2 separate regions of the Homo sapiens genome follow, and region 2 is linked to region 1. A link is an interaction called in ENCODE POLR2A ChIA-PET data of the cell type or tissue named here. Cell type or tissue: B cell. All regions are shown on one strand. Each heading gives the region's core, and the rest is flanking DNA. Links, peaks and the distances in the headings are about the cores only.

Region 1 (8,628 bases), core at 367-8,366:
GTTTATAAGCCACCCAGACTATGATATTCTGTTATAACAGCCGCAGTGGACCAAAACAGTATTTAATCATCCATTTAATGGCAAGTTAAAACAAAAGAATTTGGGATTTTAAAAAAGTCACAAATTGTGTTTTAATCAGATCATATTTTTTTGGTTTGTTAGCCTATTTGGAGGTGGTAAAAAAAAAACAAAAGCGAAAAATTTTCAAGAGTTCTATATGAAAACTAAATCTATTTCCCACTGTAAGTCTGAAATTATGTTTCCTCCCCAGAGGCACACTCTCATAAGCATTTTACATGTTTTTAAATTTTAAACAAACACAAACCTGCTAACACCTGCTGTTTCATATCTTGTATTTTTCATGTGGGAAAAAAAAAAGATCTTGGAGCTCATTCCATAAGTGACTTGCATTTCAACAGGATTCTTCAAAAGTGACAAGAAAACATAGGAAACCAACATCATTTTGAATCGCTTTCTCATGGAGCTGATTGGCAAGCATTCCTTCATGAAATCGCTCAGCATGTAATCTGGCATTCATGAGCTGTATGTATGGAAAACTCAAGGAGTCTGAGGTGTGAGCAATCAACTGAAGGCACATTTTGTAATGGCCATTGATTCTGTGAACATTAGCAGCATTAATACCTGCTTTGTGATAATAGAAGGTTTGTCATGATTTCAGTGTCACCATTGGAGATTATGAGGTATAGAAAAGTATAGAGCAGGGAAATGCAAATTAAAATAACCATGAGACACAATTTCAGAGCCATTAGATTGGCAACTTTTTCAATCCTGATAACACTAACTGTGGTGAGGGTGGAGAATCAGAAACGGGCTTTTATACTCAGTCTGTGGGAGTGAAAAATTGGAATAATTACAATAGAGAACAATTTTGCAGTACTTAGTAAAGTTGATATGTACATAATTTCAATTCAACAAATATATTTTTTTTTAAGCAGGTTTTTTTGTTGTTCTTTTTGAGACAGAGTCTTGCTCTGTTGCCTAGGCTGGGGTGCAGTGGTGCGATCTCAGCTCACTGCAACCTCTGCCTCCTGGGTTCAAGTGATTCTCATGTCTCAGCCTCCTGAGTAGCTGGACTTACAGGTGTGTACCACCATGCCCAAATAATTTTTTGTATTTTCAGGAGAGACGGGGTTTCGCTATGTTGGCCAGGCTGGTCTCAAACTCCTGACCTCAAGTGATCTGCCCACCTTGACCTTCGAAAGTGTTGGGATTGCATGCATGAGCCACCACACGCAGCCAAATTTACTTCTGTATAAATACCCAAGCAAGTTTCTTGAGCTTATGGGTCAGGCCGTGTGTACCTAAGCCTGTTCATTGCAACATTTCTCGGGATAGCAAAACAATGGAATACTACAGAGTAGTTAAAATAAATGCAGGAATTAGGCCAGGCACGGTGGCTCACGCCTATAATCCTAGCACTTTGAGAGGCCAAGACAGGTGGATCACTTGAGGTCAGGAGTTAGAGACCATCCTGGCCAACATGGTGAAACCCCATCTCTACTAAACAGAAAAAAATTAGCTGGGTGTGGTGGCGCATGCCTGTAATCCCAGCTACTTGGTAGCTGAGGCGGGAGAATCGCTTGAACCCAGGAGGTGGAGGTTGCAGTGAGCCGAGATCGCGCTACTGCACTCCAGTCTGGGCAATAAGAGTGAGATTCTGTCTCGAGAAAAACAAACAAAAACCATGTAAAAGCGTGATATCGTTTAAGAGAATTTGTAAAACACACAAATAATGCTTTGTGTTGTTTGTGGACACATATTCTCCAGCTGTCACATCCTCTTCCTGGCCTTCTCTACCTACTTCTGGCCCTGGGAAGCTTTACAGACCTTATCAGAGAACTCTTTTCTCTGTCTTTGGTTGGGTTCATCCAATGGGAAGCACCAGTAGGAGTCAGAGGGGAGGAGAAGAGACAGGCAGGGGGAATTAACTCTCTTCCTCTCCTTGCCTACTCCCTCTTTGCCAGGGGTTTGCAGAGGCTGCATTTGTTCACTGAAGACCACAAGTACTGTCGGTAACCCTCTGCTACAGTGGCAAGTCTTTCTGAGTTCTGTAGCAGGGGACCTCCAGTTGCTACCCCCAAGATGCTTCACCATCCCTTTCTGGGGTCCCTTATTGCAGCCTCTACATTTGCAAAGAGAACTTTTATGAAATTGTCTTCCATGACCCCGTTTGCACATGCTTGTCAAGGCCCTGAATGATGCACGTATTTATGTGGGGAGATTTAAAACTATGCTCATTAGTTGGCTGGGTATGGTGGCTCACGTCTATAATCCCAGCACTTTGGGAGGCTGAGATGGGAGGATTGCTTGAGGCCAGGAGTTCAAGACCAGACTGTTCAACATAGCAAGACCTCGTCCCTATTATTTAAATAAAAAGAAAAAGAAAAAAAGAAGAAAATAAAACTATGCTCACTAATGATCTCTCTCAGTTCAGGAAGCTGGTTACCTCTGCAAAAGGAAGTACAAGAAAGGATTGGGACAGGGTGGAAGGAGTTAGCTGTAGTTGCATAGTTTTTTTTTAAATTTAATCTAATTGATTTATTTCTTTGACACCGAGTCTAGCTCTGTTGCCCAGGCTGGAGTGCAGTGGTGAGATCTCGGCTCACCGCAACCTCCACCTCCTGGGTTCCAGCAATTCTTCTGCCTCAGCCTCCCGAGTAGCTGGGATTACAGGCATGTGCCACCACGCCTGGATAATTTTTGTATTTTTAGTAGAGTCAGGGTTTCACCATGTTGGCCAGACTGGTTTCAAACTCTTGATCTCAGGCTATCCACCCGCCTCAGCTTCCCAAAGTGCTGGGATTATAGGCGTGAGCCTCCGTGCCCAGCCAGTTTTATTTTTTTTAATAAACTTTTTTTAAAAAATCACACCAGAATCTATTGTGTAAAAATGTTCAAATCCATTAAATCTGAGTGGTTAATCCATGGGTATCATATCATAATGATTATTATTTTTGTTTTGATTGCATTTTTTTTTCTTTTTTGAAACAGAGTCTCCTTCTGTCGCCCAGGCCGGAGTGCAGTGGCACAATCTCAGCTTCCTCCAACCTCTGCCTCCCAGGTTCAAGCGATTCTCCTGCCTCAGCCTCCCAAGTAGCTGAGATTACAGGCAGGCACCACCATGCCCAGTGTACTTTTTGTGTTGTTAGTAGAGATGGGGTTTCACCATGTTGGCCAGGCTGGTCTCAAACTCCCAACCTCAGGTGATCCACCTGCCTCGGCCTCCAAAAGTGCTAGGATTACAGGCATAAGCCACTGCGCCTGGCCTTAAAATATTTTAAAAAATATTCTCCTTGCATAATGAGGTTTAAAAAAATGAAGCGTTTCCTAATTCAGAATGATACAAGGGTGTCACCTGAGGCCCAAGATGGATTGCATGCGTTGGAAAGTTCTCCCTCACCTGGGACGCCCCAGATCCTTTCTTCACCAGCACCTTCTTCAGAGACACAAGAGAGGCTGAGCATGGTGGCTGACACCTATAATCCCTACATATTAGAACGCTGAGGTGGGAGAATCACTTGAAGCCAGGAGTTTGAGAGCAGCCTGGGCAACATAGCAAGACCCTATCTCTACAAAAAAAATTTTTTTTAATTAGCCCAGCATGGTGGCATGTATGTAGTCCTAGAAACTCAGGAGGCTGAGGCAGGAGGATTGCTTAAACCCAGGAGGTCAAGGCTGCAGTGAGGCAAGACTGCACACTGCACACTCCAACCCGGGCAACAAGATAACTTCTATACACGTAGATGAGGCAGTTCCGCCTCTTTGCCTAAAGATTGTGGGAAGTGTGCAACTGCAATGATAAAAAGGACACTCTATGTGACAGCAAGATAAAATTGGCTCTCAGTCAACTGTGAAAGGCATTGCATGGGTGACAGATGAGTGTTATTAACAGAACAGATTATTTGCTTCTTTCTATTTCTGCAAATTATTCTTGTTAACTACAATCTAAACTCGTCTGTTTCCATGTTGTTGAGGAAGTTCTCTGTGTAGCCAAAATAGACACAAAACACTGTTGAAAATTGCACAATTGCTCAAATTCCTTGAGTAAAACATTTGGTACTCTTGAAATCTTCAAACTAGAGTCAAAGCCTATATTGCCTTGCCCAAGGTAACTGGTGTATGCATATGTGTGTGTGTGTGTGTGTGTGTGTGTGCGCGCGTGCGCATGCAAGTGCCTGCATGCAGCAAACAAGTTACATTTATTTCTGTAAAAAAGTAAATAATACTGAAGTGTAGAGTTGATATGACAGCTTTCCTACCCCAGCCTTATCCCAGTCCTTTCCTTTATCAGAAATAAACACCGCTATTAATGAGACATGTTTTCTACTGGGCCATTTTCTATGCATATATAGGCATACCCACATATATTACCTTTAGTATTAAGGCTTTGATATCATGTTTGGTGTTCTACAACTTGCTTTTCTCTAATATGCAAAAGTTTGTATTTTTATTGATAAATTACTGTGAGACACACACAGTTCAAAATGTTGTGTATGGCCAGGCAAAGTGGCTAATACCTCTAATCCCAGCACTTTGGGATGCTGAGGCGGGTGGATCACTTGAGCCCAGGAGTTCGAGACTACCCTGGGCAACATAGCAAGATCCCATCTCTACAAAAAAATAAAAATTAGCCAAGCACAGTGGTGCACTCCTGTATTCCCAGCTACAGTCCCAGGAGGCTGAGGTAGGAGGATCATTTGAACCTGGGAGGTCAAGGCTGCAATGAGCCATGATAATGCCACTGCACTCTACTCTAGATGATAGAGCAAGTCCCTGTCTCAAAAAAAAAAAAAAAAAAAAAACACAGTGCATGTATTGCCCCATTTAATTCTCATTAACAGCCCTAGGAGGCACATAATACTATCTTTCCGATTTTACAAATGGGGAAGTGGAAACTTAGAGCGCTTTAGGCGGCTTCTCCAAGGTCTGACAGACAGGAAGTTTCAGAAACATGATTTGAATCCAGACAGGCCCTCAGTGGTTACCCCTGAGCTATGTTGCTCTATCTTGCCATGTCACCACATATAGGTCTTTCTAATTGTTTTAGGTGCTGTGTGGTTTTTCAATAGAACAGACCAATCATAGTTTACATAACCATTCTTCCATGCTAGACATTTGTGTTGTTTCCAGTGCTTTATGACTCATGCCTCTTCTTGTACACACCTCTTCATGCACATGGGCAAATATTTCTCTGGAATAGATACCTGAAATTGGAACCACTGTGTCATAGGGCATGCATACCTAAAGTATTGACATATACCACTAAGTTCTTTTCAGAAAGGGCTCTGCCAATTTTCAGTTCCACCAACAGTAGGTATACACATAGATGGTTGGTATTATTAGCGAGAATAACCATCCTCACAAACTCTGATTGCTAGTGATTTTTAAGGTATTTTCTAAAGTGATAAGCAAAAAAAATTTTTTTGGCAAAAAATATTTTATTAATGGTTGTGACCTCTATTTCCTTCGTTTTTAATGAGATTAAAATCTTTTCATATATTTATTGGACTTTTTTCTTCAACTTCTGTAAATTGCTGTTATCTTTTGTTCAATTTTCTATTGATTGTTTTTATTTTTCTTATTGACTTGTTTTATATATATGTATACACACACACACACACACGTATATGTATATAATGATTAAAATTCTTTTCCTGGCCAAGCATGGTGGCTCATGCCTGTAATCCTAGCACTTTGGGAGGTCAAGGTGGGCAGATTGCTGTAGCCCAGAAGTTTGAGCCTGGGCAACATAGCGAAAATCTGTCTCTACAAAAAATACAAATAATTAGTTGGGTGCGGTGGTGCGTGCACCTGTAGTCCCCGATACTTGGGGGGCTGAGGTTAGAGGATCACTTGAACCCAGGAGGTCAAGGCTGCAGTGAGCTGAGATAATAGCACTGCATTGCAGCCTGGGTGACAAAGTGAGACCCTGTCTCAAAATAAATAAATAAATAAAAATGTTTTCAGAAAAATAAAACTCTTTTTCTGCTCTGCACATTGTAAATACTTTTTCTCAGTTCATCTGCTGTTAAGTTCACTTTTGGTGTCTTTGACTCAAGAAATGTTTAATTCTCATGAAAACAAATTCAATGGTCTTTTTGGGGGGAGTTCAGGGGTTAAGTCTCACTCCCCACTTTTAGAAAAACCTTTGTTCCTTACAACAAAAGTAAATATATAATACATGTTTATTGTAGACAATATAGGCACTACAGATAAATGAAAAGTAAAAGTAAAAATCAAGTATAAACCTATCCCTCAGTTACAAAGATTATTAATATTTTGGGTATTTCCTACTAGTACTTTAAACATAAGAACAGATATAATTCAATATTATGTATATTTAAAAACAGATATGGCCGGGTGCGGTGGCTCACGCCTGTAATCCCAGCACTTTGGGAGGCCGAAGCGGGCGGATCACGAGGTCAGGAGATCGAGATCATCCTGGCTAACACAGGTGAAACCCCGTCTCTACTAAAAATATAAAAAATTAGCCGGGCGTAGTGGTGGGCGCCTGTAGTCCCCACTACTCTGGAGGCTGAGGCAGGAGAATGGCGGGAACCCGGGAGGCGGAGCTTGCAGTGAGCGGAGGTCGCGGCACTGCGCTCCAGCCTGGGTGACAGAGTTAGACTCCCTCTCAAAATAAAATAAAATAAAATATAAAATAAAATAAAATAAAATAATAAAATAAAATAATAAAATAAAATAATAAATAAAATAAAATAAAATAAAATAAAATAAAATAAAATAAAATAAAATAAAATAAAAACAGATCTGATATGATTAGGCTTTGTGTTCTCACCCAAATCTCATCTTGACTTGTAATCCCCAGGCGTTAACGGAGAGACCTGGTAGGAGGTGATTGGATTATGGGGGCAGTTCCCCCGTGCTGTTTTCATGATAGTGAGTTCTCATGCGATCTGACGGTTTTAAAGAGTAGTTTTTCCTGTGCTTACACGTGCTCTCTCCCTCTCCCCACACCCCCGGCCTCACCTGCTGCCACGTAAGACGGCTTGTTTCCCCTTCTGCCATGATTGTAAGTTTCCTGAGGCCTCCCCAGTCATGTGGAACCGTGGGTCAGTTACACCTCTTTCCCTTATAAATTACCCAGTCTAGGGAAGTTCTTTATAGCAGCATGAGAACAGACTAATATAAGATCACTTTTTTATATTTATTTTTTATTTATTTATTTATTTGAGACGGAGTTTTGCTCTTGTTGCCCAGGCTGGAGTGCAATGGCACAATCTCGGCTCACCGCAACCTCCACTTCCTGGGTTCAAGCGATTCTTCTGCCTCAGCCTCCCCAGTAGCTGGGATTACAGGTGTGCACCACCATGTCTGGCTAATTTTGTATTTTTAGTAGAGACAGAGTTTCACCATGTTGGTCAGGCGGGTCTCGAACTCCTAACCTCAGATAATCCACCTGCCTTGGCCTCCCAAAGTGCTGGGATTACAGGAGTGAGCCACCCTGCCTGGTCCAAGGTAACTTTTTTTAAAAAAAGGATTCTGATGCAGGCCGGGCGCGGTGGCTCACGCCTTGTAATCCCAGCACTTTGGGAGGCCGAGGTGGGTGGATCACAAGGTCAGGGGATCGAGACCATCCTGGCTAACACGGTGAAACCCCATCTCTACTAAAAATACAAAAAATTAGACGGGCGTGGTGGCAGGTGCCTGTAGTCCTAGCTACTCGGGAGGTTGAGGCAGGAGAATGGTGTGAACCCGGGAGGCAGAGCTTGCAGTGAGCCGAGATTGTGCCACTGCACTCCAGCCTGGGTGACACAGCAAGACTCCGTCTCAAAAGAAAAAAAAAAGATTCTGATGCAACTTTTAACGTCTGCTGACTATTTTAAGACACTCAAGAGTGTGGGGTAATTGTTATACACCAAGGAAAGCACTGGGTTCTTACCAATCTGGAGCAGGGCATGGTGGCTCACGCCTGTAATCCCAGCACTTTGAGAGGCCAAGGCAGGCAGATCACCTGAGGTCAGGAGTTTGAGACCAGCCTGGCCCACATGGCGAAACCCCGTCTCTAAAATACGAAAATTAGCCAGGCATGGTGGTATACGCTTGTAATTCCAGCTACTCAGGAGGCTGAGGGGGGAGAATCTCTTGGACCCAGGAGGTGGAGGTTGCAGTGAGCTGAGATCGCACCACTGCACTCCAGCCTGGGTGACAGAGCAAGACTTTTTCTCAAAACAACACCACCACCACCACCACCATCTGGGCTGGAGAAATGTAAAGGGGACATATCCAAGCAGTTGGTGGAATCTCTCTCTTCTGTTTCATGGTGAGGCAGGGATTCCCAGAAGAGCATGAGCCCTGTTTGTCTGGATGCCTCTGCTCCCATCAGGGCCCTCTACAGACAGACAGCTCTGGTCACCCTTGTGTTGTAAACAGATCGCCAAGGCCCCTGGTCTCCAGCGCTCCCTCCCTCCTTCACAGGCCCCACCTCAGCATTTAAACTTCTTCTGGAACTTTTGCCTGAGCCCCAGATTCTCATGGGTCTCATTTGCTGTCTTGCTGCAGACACTGAAGGAGCTGAGCACAAACTTTCCATTATTTTCTTTTTCTTTTTTTTTTTTTTTTTGAGATGGAGTCTCGCTCGGTTGC
Region 2 (8,628 bases), core at 510-8,509, 53 kb after region 1:
ATCTTCTAGGGAAAGAATTTTGGCTGTTTGCCTTATACTATGGGTCCTCACTTTGGTTATAATTCTATAATTTGAATCATGAATTGGTGATTTGAAAATGGCTTCTCTGGAGTTTGATCTGGGACCTAAGGACATAATCACTGATTTTAATGATGTTTTGATACTTTATTAGACAGTGATACCATTTTCTTTTATTTTCCTTTTTTTTTTTTTTTTTTTTTTTGAGACAGGGTCATACTGTCTCAGTGTCTTGGAGTATGGTGACGTGATCGTGGCTCACTATGGCCTTTTCAGGCCCAAGCAATCCTCCCACCTCAGCCTCCCAAGAAGCTGAGACCACAGGCACAGGCCACTACACTTGGCTAAATTTTTTAGTTTTTGTAGAGACAGGGTCTCGCCATATTGCCCAGGCTGGTCTTGAACTCCTGGGTTTAAGTGATCCTCCCACCTTGGCCTCCCAAAGTGCTGGGATTACAGGCATAAGCCACTGCACCCAACCTGAGGCTGTTTTTCTTTTCTTTTTTTTTTTGAGATGAAGTCTCACTCTTGTCCCCCAGGCTGGAGTGCAATGGCACGATCTCGGCTCACTGCAACCTCGGCCTCTCAGGTTCAAGTGATTCTCCTGCCTCAGCCTCCTGAGTAGCTGGGATTACAGGTGCCTGCCACCACGCCCGGCTACTTTTTGTATTTTTAGTAGAGATGGGGTTTCACCATGTTGGCCAGGCTGGTCTCGAACTGCTGACCTCAGGTGACCCACCCGCCTTGGCCTCCTAAAGAGTTGGGATTACAGGCGTGAGCCACCGCGCCCCGCCACCTGAGGCCATTTTTCTATAGAACCCTTCTGTGGTCAATTCCCTGCCTGGAACTTCTCTCCCCAAACCCAGAAAAATGTTGAAGCCACCATTGCAAAATTATAACTGAGCTGACCTAACCAACTCCATCTTGCTTCTAACTTCCAAGCTGTCCTTGTTCATTCTTGGGCATAGGCTGAACTAACTTTGGGAGAAACTTAGTTTATAGTTTAAAACAAAGACAATAACAGTCCTTTCCCAAAAAAACCCTCCTTCTTGCCTGGGGACTAGACTGCCTTTGTAGGATTAACAAATTAGCCACAAGATTAGAAATCATGGTTTAGGAGTCATGCAGCTGGAGGCTACAAGATGCTGACCCACCCTAAACTGCTCCTAAGATTAGTGCTTGAGATATTTTGCAAACTCTGCCCTTGATGGATCAGCTGGCAACACCCAGAAAGATAACCTGGTTCATCTGACCTTGTGGCCCCACTCAGGAACTGACTCAGTGCAAGAAGACAGCTTCAACTCCCTATAATTTCATCTCTGACATGGCCCATCCACATTCTCGGCTTACCAGCTTCCTCCCACCCACTAAGTTGTCCTTAAAAACTCTGATCCCCTGGCCAGGCGTAGTGGCTCACACCTGTAATCCCAGCACTTTGGGAAGCCGAGGTGGGCAAATCATCTGAGGTCAGGAGTTCAAGACCAGCCTGGCCAACATGGTAAAATCCCATCTCTACTAAAAATACAAAAATTAGCCGGGTCTGGTGGTGTGTGCCTGTAATCCCCGCTAGTTGGGAGGCTGAGGCAGGAGGATTGCTTCAACCTGGGAGGCGGAGGTTGCAGTGAGCCGAGATTGAGCATTGAGCCACTGGATTCCAGCCTGGGCAACAAGCAAGACTCTCTCACAAAAAAAAAAGAAAAACCTCTGATCCCCAAATGCTCGGGAAGACTGATTTGAGTAATAATAAAACTCCAGTCTCCTGTACCAGCTCTGTGTTAATTACTGTCTCTATTGCAATTCCCCTGTCTTGAGAAATCAGCTCTATCTAGATAGCAGGCAAGGTGAACCCACTGGGTGGTTACAAATTCTCTAAAATCAACTAATATTATTGATTGATTGATTGATTGAGACGGAGTCTCACTCCGCCGCCCAGGCTAGAGTGCAATGGCGTGATCTTGGCTCACTGCAACTTTAACCTCCCAGGTTCAAGCGATTCTCCTGTCTCAGCCTCTTGAGTAGCTGGGATTACAGGCACTCACCACCACGCCCGGCTAGTTTTTGTATTTTTAGTAAAGATGGGGTTTCGCCATCTCTACTAAAAGATGAGTATGTTTTACTCATGCCATGAGGTAAAACATACAACTCAATCATATTGGCCAGGCTGGTCTCAAACTCCCGACCTCAAGTGATCCACCTGCCTCGGCCTCCCAAAGTGCTGGGATTACAAGTGTAAGCCACCAGGGCTCAGCCTCAACTAATATTAGAATTTATTAATCCCTATTAATTTTTTTTTTCAGAGATGGTATCTCACTATGTTGCCCAGGCTGATCTCAAACTCTTGGCCTCAAGGGATCCTCCCACCTCAGCCTTGCAAACTGCTGGGATTACAGATATGAGCCACCATGCCCACGCAAATGCTATTTTCCATACCTGGCTGAGTAATAAAGTAACTTAGGAGATAGTTTTCATTTCTGATGGGCATTGGTTGACTGCACACACTATAATTTAGTTTTTTTTTTTTTTTTTTTTTTTTGAGACAGAGTCTTGCTCTGTCACCCAGGCTGGAGTGCAGCGGTGCAGTCTCTGCTGACTTCAACCTCTGCCTCCTCGGTTCAAGCGATTCTTCTGCCTCAGCCTCCCAAGTGGCTGGGATTACAGGTGTGTGCCACCGTGCCTGGCTAGTTTTTGTATTTTTAGTGGGAACCGGGTTTCATCATGTTGCCCAGGCCGATCTTGAACTCCTGACCTCAAGTGATCTGCCCACCTCAGCCTACCAAAGTCCTGGGATTACAGACATGAACCACTGTACCCGGCCCTAATTCAGTTTTCCAGTCATGAGTTATAGGTATAATGTTTGTATTAAATAAGTAAAGACCATTTATTCTGATTTTAAAAAGTACCAGCTAGGGTAATCCCACACCTGTAATCCCAGCACTTTGGGAGGCCAAGGTAGGTGCATTCATTGAGCTCGGGAGTTCAAGATCAGCCTGGGTAATATAGCGAAACCCCATCTCTACAAAAAAATACAAAAATTGGCCAGGCATGGTGGCATGCCCCTGGAGTCCCTGCTACTGGGTGACAGAGCAATACCCCATTTCAAAAAAAAAAAAAAAAGTCTTAGAATGCTAATCATTACTTTCATATTCCCTTGGTATTTTTTTCTTTTCTTTTTTATTTATTTTTATTTTATTTACTCATTTTTTTTTGAGACAGAGTCTCCCTCCTGCCACACAGGCTGGAGTGCAGTGGTGCTATTTTGGTTCAATGCAACCTTACCCTCCTGGGCTCAAGTGTTCCTTCCACCTCAGCTTCCTGAGTAGCTGGGACTACAGGTGCACCCCACCACACCCTGCTAATTTTTGTATTTTTAGTAGAGATGGGGTTTCGCCATGTTGCCCAGGCTGGTCTCAAGCTCCTGGGCTCAAGTGATTGGCCTTCCTCAGCCTTCCAAAGTGCTGGTATTATAGGCATGAACCACCCCACCTAGTCTGTCTTCCTTTTTCTTTAGGAAAATATTTTTATTATTTCATTTTTGATCTCTTAGCCTGTTTATATCTAGTCATATTAATTGATTGTATGATAGCATTGGTTAATTCCAAGTGGTTTGGATGATTTCCACCTTCTCTCCATGCACATTGGGTTTGGATTTAATTTGCTCTTTTAGCAGGAAAATATAGCAAGGGACATAGCCAGGATGCCCAACTATTTTCATGAAAGAGGATAAAGTTCCCTTTACCCAACAGGATTGAGATAATCAGGAGTTTGTTCTTTACCCTGAAATCCAAAGCCTGGAATCCTGGGCCAGGCTGGAAATATGAAATGCATGATTAGGAGAGTGAGTGAGCAACAGGGCATGGTGGGGGCCTGTGCTGGGTTGGGGTATGCATTCCAAAGTCAATACATTTTTTTTTTTTTTTTTGTGACGGAGTCTCGCTCTGTCGCCCAGGCTGGAGTGCAGTGGCGCAATCTTGGCTCGCTGCAAGCTCTGCCTCCCAGGTTCACGCCATTCTCCTGCCTCAGCCTCCCGAGTAGCTGGGACATCAGGCGCCCGCCACCACGCCTGGCTAATTTTTTGTATTTTTAGTAGAGACGGGGTTTCACTGTGTTAGCCAGGATGGTCTCGATCTCCTGACCTCGTGATCCGCCCGCCTCGGCCTCCCAAAGTGCTGGGATTACAGGCGTGAGCCACCACTCCTGGCCCAAAGTCAATACATTTTTAAAAAAAACCTCTCCAGTGGCTAAGCCCAGCATTGTTATATGATTAATAAATAAAATATTGACATCGAGGGTTGACAAACCTAGTACTTTTTCCTGAAATTTTCAGTGCTGTCTGTGAGTATATTTGCACTGTTATGTGCCAGCAACTGTGCACATAACAACTGGTATGATCAATAAGACATAGTCCTCGCCAGGGCCAGGTGCAGTAACTCATGCCTGTAATCCCAGCACTTTGGGAGGCCGAGGCAGGCAGATCACTTGAGGTCAGGAGTTCGAGACCGGCCTGGCCAATATGGAGAAACCTCGTCTCTACTAAAAATACAAAATTAGCCAGGTGTGGTGGTGCATGCCTGTAATCCCAGCTACTCGGGAGGCTGAGGCAGGAGAATTGCTTGAATCTGGAGGTGGAGGTTGTGGTGAGCTGAGATTGTGCCACTGCACTCCAGCATGGGCAACAAGAGCGAAACTCTATCTCAAAAAATAAATGAATAAATAAATAAAATAAAATAAAATAAAAAAGACCTCCTTGCCTTGAAAGCCTGCTTATAGGAAAGCAAAATAGAGATATAACAGATAAAGGCAAGGAAGTGTTAGTCGTCACTCTCGTTTTCATGTTATAAGTAAATAACAAAGGTAGGGTATGAGCCAGCAAGTCAGGAGTAGAACAGAGAGCAAAAGCATGGCCTCTAATCTTCCCCCATCTAAATCATGCACATAATTAATTGGGTGTCATTGCCAAGAACCCCTGTCTTCCTGACTCCAGTCCTAGCTCACTTTGGCTGGCTTCCAGCCTGGAGTTGGCAGCTGGGTTTTTGAGCCTGGTGTGTGGTAACCGCGCTGTTAAAGCTCTTTTGTTCACAGTAAGGATATACCCTGCAAACAGCAGCTCATTCTGTGGACAGTCATCAATATTTTCACTAAAATGATAAAATGATAGCCAGTGAATTGCTGAAACATTTAAGCAGTAGAAAGAATTCCCTTGGGGAATCCATTTTAATGCCGAATGCACAAGACTGAGAGGCATTTGGAAAGATACAAAAAATTAATCATAATAACATTATTTTTCATCATCATAATAAATGGACCAGGGAGGAAACAAAATGGCTCAGTTCAATGTTTTCTGAAGTAACTTTGGCTTCTTAGTTTCATAAGGTTTTTTTTTTTTTTTTTTTTTTGAGATGGAGTTTCACTCTGTCACCCAGGCTGGAGTGCAGTGGCACAATATTGGCTCACCACAACCTCCGCCTCCCGAGTTCAAGCGATTCTCCTGCCTCAGCCTCCCAAGTAGCTGGGACTACAGGTGCCCGCCACCACGCCCGGCTAATTTTTTGTATTTTTAGTAGAGACGGGGTTTCGCTATGTTGGCCAGGCTGGTCTCGAACTCTCGAGCTCAGGCAATCCACCCGCCTCGGCCTCCCAAAGTGCTGAGATTACAGGTGTGAGTCACCATGCCTGGCAGTTTTATAAGGTTTTGATTTCTAAAGAGTCTATATTACACATGCCTTAAAGAGCTGCAATTGGGAGGCTGAGGGAGAAGAATGGCGTGAACCCGGGAGGCAGAGCTTGCATTGAGCCGAGATCACACCACTGCACTCCAGCCTGGGCGACAGAGCGAGACTCTGTCTCAAAAAACAAAAAACAAAAAACAACAACAAAAAAAGGCTGCAATTATGTTACATTGTGTTAAAGGTGGTAATTTTTCTTTAAAGCTTCATTGGGCCGGGGGCGGTGGCTCATGCCTGTAATCCCAGCACTTTGGGGGGCCAAGGCAGGTGGATCACCTGAGGTCACAGGTTCAAAATCAGCCCGGCCAACATGGCGAAATTCCGTCTCTACTGAAAATACAAAATTAGCTGGGCATGGTGGTGCATGCCTGTAATCCCAGCTACTTCAGGGGCTAAGGCAGGAGAATCGCTTGGACCTAGGAGGCAGAGGTTGCAGTGAGCCGAGATCACGCCACTTCACTCCAGCCTGGGTGACAGAGTAAGACTCCATCTCAAAAAAGGTGGGGGAGAAAAAAGCAGTAATATGTTTCTTAATGAAAAAGAAAAGCCGGCCAAGAGTGGTGGCTCACGCCTGTAACCCCAGCACTTTGGGAGGCAGAGGTAGGCGGATCACCTAAGGTCAGGAGTTCGAGGCCAGCCTGACCAACATGGTGAAACCCCACCTCTACTAAAAATACAAAATTTGCCAGGCATGGTGGCACATGCCTGTAATCCCAGCTACTCGGGAGGCTGAGGCACGAGAATCACTTGAACCTGGGAGGCGAATGTTGCAGTGAGCCAAGATTGCGCCATTGCACTCCAGCCTGGGCGACAGAGTGAGGCTTCTTCTCAAAAAGAAAAAAAGGGAAAAAAGAAAAGCCGGGCATGGTGGCTCACGCCTGTAATTCCAACACTTTGGGAGGAAGAGGCGGGTGTATCACTCAGGTCAAGAGTTCGAGACCAGCCTGGCCAACACGGTGAAACCCTGTCTCTACTAAAAATACAAAAATTAGCCAGGCGTGGTGGCAGGTGCCTGTAATCCAAGCTACTCGGGAGGCTGTGGCAGGAGAATCACTTAAACCCAGGAGGTGGAGGTTGCAGTGAGCTGAGATCGCACCACTGCACTCACTCCAGCCTGGGCGACAGAGTGAGACTCCATCTCAAAAAACAAACAAAGAAAAGAAATAAAAAAGAAAAAGATTTTTTCATTTCTTTTCTTTTTTTTTTCTTTGAGGCAGGGTCTGGCCCCCTCACCCACCCTGAAAAAGAAAAAGATTTGAAAAATTAAAAAATGGTAACAGCCTTTCCCAAAACTAAACTGCCTTTGTAAAACTAATGAAAGGCCACAGGTTAGGAGGATGGAAGGGGTTAAAATTTGACTAAGATGCAGATGTATTACAAATCTTTATTCTGGAAATCACAAGATTTGCGACTTCTCCAATTACTCCTGTAATTAACATCACTGTTGTAGAACCTAAGACTAGACTTTTGAGATGGCTTTTGAATTTTTTTTTTTCTTTCTTTTGGAGACAAGGTCTCCCCTCTGTTGCCTGGGTTGTAGTGCAGTGGTGTGATCAGAGCTCACTGTAGCCGCAACCTCTCAGGCTCAAGCAATCCTGCCACCTCAGCCTCCCAGGTAGCTTAAACCACTGGGACATGCCATCAGGTCTGGCTGATTTTTGTATTTTTGTAGGGACAGAGTTTTGCCACATTGCCCAGGCTGGCCTCAAACTTCTGGGCACAAGCAATCCACCTGCTAGGGCCTCCCAAAGTGCTAGGATTACAGGTGTGAGCCACCATGCCTGGCCCTTATTTATTTATTTATTATTTATTTTTGAGACAGAGTCTTGCTCTATCACTCAGGCTGGAGTGCAGCAGTGAAATCTTGGCTCACTGCAACCTCTGCCTCCCAGGTTCATGCAATTTTCCTACCTCAGCCTTCCAAGTAACTAGGATTACAGGCGTAAGCCACCATGGCTGGCTAATTTTTTATTTTTATTTTTTAGAGATGGGGTCTTGCTATGTTGCCCAACTGGTCTCACATTCCTGGTCTCCAGCAATCCTCCCCCGTCAGCCTCCCAAAGCATTAGGATTACAGGCATGAGCTACCACACCAGGCCGTCCTATAGTGTTAAATTCTCATTTCATAAAGGAAGAAATGGGTCAAGGAAGACCTTTTGACCTTACCATGTGAACCTTTCTTGCTCCAGACATTTGGATCTTATGATGGATTCAAGAAGTTGGAAAGCAATATACCCAAAAAACTGCAGCCAATTTAAAATTGGTTTAAAGGCTCATATTTGAGGCACTTAAATTGCTTCAGAAATCAGCAATTCCTTGGTCTTCTCCATATAGAATTAATCTTTATCTTTGTTTTGTTTCTTTTCTTTTCTTTTTTTTTTTTTGAGACAGAGTTTCGCTCTTGTTGCCCAGGCTGGAATGCAATGGCGCCATCTCGGCTCACTGCAACCTCCACCTCCTGGATTCAAGCAATTCTCCTGCCTCAGCCTCCCGAGTAGCTGGGATTACAGGCATGTGCCACCACGCCCTGCTAATTTTGTATTTTTAGTAGAGGCAGGGTTTCTCCATGTTGGCCAGGCTGGTCTCGACCTGCTGACCTCAGGTGATCTGCCCGCCTCGGCCTCCCAAAGTGCTGGGATTACAGGTGTGAGCCACCGCGCCCAGCCTTTAGGATTGATCTTTATCTAAAAGAACAATCAATAGCAAACACTAACAATTTTATCACCTACATGAAGCCTAGGTAGTGCATACTATAGTTTGGGAAACTGCCGCATGGACTCAAGCCAAGGGAGTAAAAGGCATGGAAAGTTTCTTTGAGTAGCAGGGCCACCAATGAGGTGCATAAAACACATAAAATTGATAGTGTTTGAGTCTGGTAAAAGATTCT

The links. ChIA-PET counts read pairs that join two places held together with the same protein. Peaks named below come from ENCODE experiments on the same cell type or tissue, not always from the same donor. Only the 100,000 strongest peaks of a DNase experiment are listed, where the experiment ranks them.
Region 2: POLR2A ChIA-PET joins it to region 1 with 11 read pairs; 9 of 35 experiments call an interaction of 5 or more read pairs at or near these places.

What each region holds. Positions count from the first base shown.
Region 1 is chr20:5,670,833-5,679,460 of GRCh38, reverse strand. No RefSeq gene overlaps it. Among named protein-coding and RNA genes, the nearest start is that of GPCPD1, 64 kb to the right of the region's middle. In B cell, for the core only: a CTCF peak has its summit at 4,862; a DNase peak (open chromatin) is centred at 4,940; H3K4me3 peaks cover 295 bases; H3K27ac peaks cover 1,373 bases.
Region 2 is chr20:5,617,846-5,626,473 of GRCh38, reverse strand. No RefSeq gene overlaps it. Among named protein-coding and RNA genes, the nearest start is that of GPCPD1, 11 kb to the right of the region's middle. RefSeq lists an enhancer at 458-959. In B cell, for the core only: no CTCF peak of the experiment used is centred there; no DNase peak of the experiment used is centred there.